Regions from separate parts of the Homo sapiens genome. Here region 1 is linked to region 2. The links are chromatin loops, found by intact Hi-C in ENCODE. Cell type or tissue: OCI-LY7. All regions are shown on one strand.

What was found. Hi-C counts contacts between places; a loop is a spot of excess contacts. Peaks named below come from ENCODE experiments on the same cell type or tissue, not always from the same donor. Only the 100,000 strongest peaks of a DNase experiment are listed, where the experiment ranks them.
Region 1: it touches region 2 in a loop (2.9-fold over the local background); 7 of 110 quality-filtered maps call a loop at or near these places.

The regions. Positions count from the first base shown.
Region 1 is chr2:74,150,579-74,153,078 of GRCh38, reverse strand. MOB1A (MOB kinase activator 1A) reads left to right here. Exons shown (of 6, transcript NM_018221.5): 6 at 1-551. It overlaps BOLA3-DT (BOLA3 divergent transcript), which reads right to left. Exons shown (of 3, transcript NR_045636.1): 3 at 690-2,500. Among named protein-coding and RNA genes, the nearest start is that of BOLA3-DT, 3.8 kb to the right of the region's middle. In OCI-LY7, CTCF peaks have their summits at 1,252 and 1,461 (motif pointing right); a DNase peak (open chromatin) is centred at 1,448; H3K27ac peaks cover 478 bases.
Region 2 is chr2:74,210,973-74,213,472 of GRCh38, reverse strand. MTHFD2 (methylenetetrahydrofolate dehydrogenase (NADP+ dependent) 2, methenyltetrahydrofolate cyclohydrolase) reads right to left here. Exons shown (of 8, transcript NM_006636.4): 6 at 2,182-2,274; 7 at 1,607-1,732. Among named protein-coding and RNA genes, the nearest start is that of MTHFD2, 14 kb to the right of the region's middle. In OCI-LY7, no CTCF peak of the experiment used is centred here; no DNase peak of the experiment used is centred here.

The sequences.
Region 1 (2,500 bases), 60 kb after region 2:
CCATAAGGGAATTTAGTTTCTACTATTGTAGAGTTCTGAAAAGAGGTAAAATAGTAGTCCTTTGGTCATCCTATTTTTGCTTTCAATTTTGATATTTCAGACTGTAAAAGGCCTTGGGGGATGATAGTACATGTGGTAGCAGTAATTTTTTTGAAGCAACTGCACTGACATTCATTTGAGTTTTCTCTCATTATCAGATTCTGTTCCAAACAAGTATTCTGTAGATCCAAATGGATTACCAGTGTGCTACAGACTTCTTATTATAGAACAGCATTCTATTCTACATCAAAAATAGTTTGTGTAAGTTAGTTTTGGTTACCATCTAAAATATTTTTAAATGTTCTTTACATAAAAATTTATGTTGTGTTTTAAAATCCTTAGGGGCTTTATCTATTTTTCTAAGTCAGTTAACTGTACTTCTAAAAAAAGTATTTTGTATCTACTTTTGTAACTTCGTCAGAATAAAATATATTGAAAGCAAGAAATGACTGATTAAAGTATGTATATCAACACACATTTCTATTTAAATATAGAAACTTGAGAGTTTTGCAGATTCTGTGGATTTTTGAGTACAGCTTAAATTTGGAAAGTTATCTTTGCATATCATTTAGTAGCTAAAATGTTTTCTTAGCCGTTAAAAAAGGAAGTTCCTAAATGAACTAAGTATCATACTACTGGGACCGAACCCCTAAGAAACAAACTATGTCTCTGATAGTGGCTAAAACCCATCCCAAACAAAAATACGTGGTCTCCTTCCTGCCATGCAAATCAGGCTCCAGATCTCTTGTACATTCCTGGTTGTGCGATAGTAGAGTTAAAATTAAAAACTTAATGAATGTGGCTAAACAGTACAAGTTAACACTAATTTTATTTTTTTGAGCTGGGGTCTCTGTTGCCCAGGTTGGAGTGCAGTGGCACAGTCTTGGCTCACTGCAACCTCCGCCTCCCAGGCTCAAGTGATCCTTCTTTCTGAGCCTTCTAGTAGCGGGGACAACAGGCACACACCATCATGTCCGGCTAATTTTTTGTATTTTTTGTAAATATGGAGTTTTGCCATGTTGCCCAGGCTGGTCTCGAACTCCTGAGCTCAAGCAATCTGCCTGCCCCGGCCCCAAAGTGCTGGGATTACAGGTGTGAGCCACCACACCTGGCCTAGTTACTAGCAATCAGTTTTGGATTTCTTTTGACATTTTCAGTAGACTTAAAATCAATCACAAAAATGATAAGTTTGTAAGGGTATCTAATGGCTATTTCAAACTTTGTAAAATAATAGAATAACTCAGATAATCTTTGGGAGAGCCAGACTCTGGGTTTGAACCTGCACAGCCAGAAACAATGTCCAAACTATGCCATGGAGCTTCTCTGACAAATACCCCATTGATGTCCCCACTAGGTATGGACATTACAGCCTGCACTGTCCCCACTTAGGTGTGGACACTAGTCTGCACCTTTATCGCTGGCCACTAGATGCCAGTCTGCCACAACACCTCAAAAGCTAGCTACCTTTTTAGCTTTTTACTGGAGTCCTTTAGTAGGTTATCTCATTTAATCCATAAAGCAACCTGGAGAAAGTGACTGCAATTAAGAGGTATGCCAGAAATATTTCAGTATTCTTTAGACCATGCCACATAAGCTCAGACAAGTTCAAATAGCTAGTATATAGCAAGTCTGTTTCTCTGGATTGCATTTGCAAAAATTCTGCATGCTCAGCAGTGCTAGGAAGCTCTATAAAATGATGGTGCAACGAAAAATCATCCCAATGAGGTTAAAAAAGGAGATGCATCCAAAGAGTTCCTACCTAATGAATTTTCTGAGTTTCAGATGTATATATGTGTATGAAAGCTATGAGTGATCATGGACCAATACAACTGAAGAGAACAAGAGAATCTCGAGGTCACAGCAAAAAAAAGTAAGATGCAGAAAGGATTGACATTTCCTGGGACTAAATGCATTTCACTTTTGTTTTAATCACAAAGTAAAACTTACTTATTTGCTTCTGTCAAAAAAAAAAAAAAATACTAGAACTGTTGGAACTAATTTGGAAGCCCAAGATTCGTCAGATCGTCCTGCAAATCCTTTTCTAGAAAAGTTCAAACTTAGACCTATGGAGCGCAAATTGCTGAGCCTCTATCAGTTCTGTTCAGTAATTACAATGCATGCACTTTTTGTCCCATATTGGGCTGCTGACAGATGACTCAAGCAAGGCTCTGTCCTCAGGGAGCTTATAAACCAGTGAGAACAGACACATACATAAATTGATAGTTGTAAAAGGCCATAAGTGCAACAAAAGTTACAGGTAAGTTGCGGGCCCTAAGCTTACTGTGAGGCAGTCAGAGGTGGCTCTTTGGAGAAGACAAGGCTTGAACCTTAAAAGGTGGGCAACTGCATAACCAAACTTGTAGCATAGCTTATGAAGGGAGGTGCAAGTATAATATTACTGAAGGGTAGATTTCAGTTGGACAGGTAGATAGTGGTTAAATCATACAAAAGAACTTGAGAG
Region 2 (2,500 bases):
AAACCCCATCTCTACAAAAAATACAAAAATTAGCCAAGTGAGGTGACATGTGCCTATAGTCCCAGCTACTCAGGAAGCTGAGGCAGGAGAATTGCTCAAGCCCAGGAGGCAGAGGTTGCAGTAAGCTGAGATCCTGCCACTGTACTCCAGCCTGGGCAACAGAGAGGGATCCTGTCTCAAAAAAAAAAAAAAAAAAAAAAAAGGAAAGAAAAAAAGGATTATCAGCATAAAACTCGGATAAACATTCTATCTTAAGAACTGAAAGGAGAGGCCAGGTGCAGTGGCTCACACCTGTAATCCTAGCACTGTTAAAGGCTGAGGCAGGCGGATCACTTGAGGCCAGGAGTTCAAGACCAACCTGGCCAACACAGCCAAATTCATCTCTACTGAAAATACAAAAAATTAGCCGGCATGGTGGCTCATGTCTGTAATCCCAGCTACTTGGGTGGCTAAGGCAGAAGAATCACTTGAACCTGGGAGGTGGAGGTTGCAGTGAGCAGAGATCACACCACTGCACTACAGCCTGGGCAACAGAGTGAGACTCTGCCTCTTAAAAAAAAAAACAGAACTGAAAGAAGAAATCTACTAGTATATTCTAGTATTTCAGGGGTATGGTTTTTTCCTGGACCATTTTAACTTTCTAGGCCTGTGATCTCTCAGTGTGAAAATGAGAAATCTCTAACACTTTTTGGGAAACTCCATGGTTTAGAAAAATCACTTCATCAAATTTTCAAACTTGTTAAAAGTCAAGAAATTGCTTGAATTATGAAATAAGTCTAAGGAAAAAAACAATTCCCTGAAAAGTTTATAACTGCTCTCCATCACTATGATAAAACACCTAAAATAATTCTAGAAAAGCCATAATTTTAAAAAGGTTTCTCTAATTCTTATGAAAAGCCTACTAAGGCCAGGTGCAGTGGCTCATACCTGTAATCCCGGCACTTTGGGAGGCCAAGACGGGTGGATCACTTGAGGCCAGGAGTTCCAGACCAGCCTGGCCAACATGGTGAAACCCCGTCTCTACTAAAAATACACAAAATTAGTTGGGCGTGGTGGCCCATGCCTGTAGTCCTGGCTACTGGGGAGGCTTGAAGCACAAGAATCGCTTGAAGCTGTGAGGTGGAGGCTGCAGTGAGCCGAGATGGTGCCACTGCACTCCAGCCTGGGTGACAGAGTGAGACTGTCTCAAAAAAAAAAAAAAAAAAAAAAGAGAAAGAAACGAAGGAAGAAAGGGGTGGGGGGAGAGGAGGGGAGGGGAGGGGAAGGAAGGAAGGGAGAGAGATGGAGGGAAGGAAGGAAAGAAAGAAGGAAGGGAAGGAGAGAGGGAGGGAAAAGCATACTGACTGGGCGCAGTGGCTCACACCTATAATCCCAACACTTTGGGAGTCCCAGCTACTCGGGAGGCTGAGGCAGAAGAATAGCTTGAACCCAGGAGGCAGAGGTTGCAGTGAGCCGAGATCGCGCCACTGCACTCCAGCCTGGGCAACAGAGTGAGACTCCCATCTCAAAAAAAAAAAAAAAAAAAAAAGTAAATAATCTATCCTAAATGTCCATGAAAGGTAGTATTTATTGATTTCATTTTTAAAAATAAAATTTCACCATTTACCTTCAAAATCCACATCTCCAACCAACTTGGGTTTGGCAGTTACAGGATCGTGAACTCTATTTATTCCCACATCAATGACTGCTGCTCCTTCCTTGATCATATCTGCTGTGATCAGATTTGGAATACCTGGAAATGGAGAAAGGAAAGATCAACTTAGTACTGAAAACAGTCTACCTGTCAGATTCTTGTCTAACTTCAATTTCAAGAGACCCTGAAGAACTAATCAACATGTTTTATTAAAACCTGTTAAAAATATTAACTAAGGAACTATTTACTTTTATTATTTTTTTATTTTGGCTCCTGACAGGAAACAAAAGGAACCATTTAAACTTTATACAGTAAATATTAATATAAATATTTTGAAGCTTTAGGAATAACATTCACCCATCTAGACTATAATGGACTGCCAGAAACCGGTATTCCAATCACAACTCTATCCTCATCTTTGTAGGCAGCTCAAAGAATCATTACAAGGGGAATGATGAATAGCAGCTAGGCAGGCGAATTCTAAGATGAGGGGTACAACCTCCTCTTCTGAGGTGAAGTCCTTCCCTCCATCCCCCTTGTGTTCTTACCTGCAGCAGATATTACAATATCTGCAAGAATTGTATGTTTCTTCAACTGCTCTTTGGGAGTATATCGATGAGATATTGTAACAGTGGCATCACCTAGAAAGAAAAAAATAGATGTCTTGATTTCTGACACAAAGCTGGGATTGGATTAGGTCTCAACTAGTCAAGTCATTGTAGAAACTCAACATCTCTGAAAAATAATTGACTTACGGCCAGGTGCAGTGGCTCACGCCTGTAATCCCAGCACTTTGGGAGGCCGAGGTGGGCAGATCACCAGGTCAGGAGTTCGAGGCCAACCTGGCCAACATGGTGAAACCCCGTC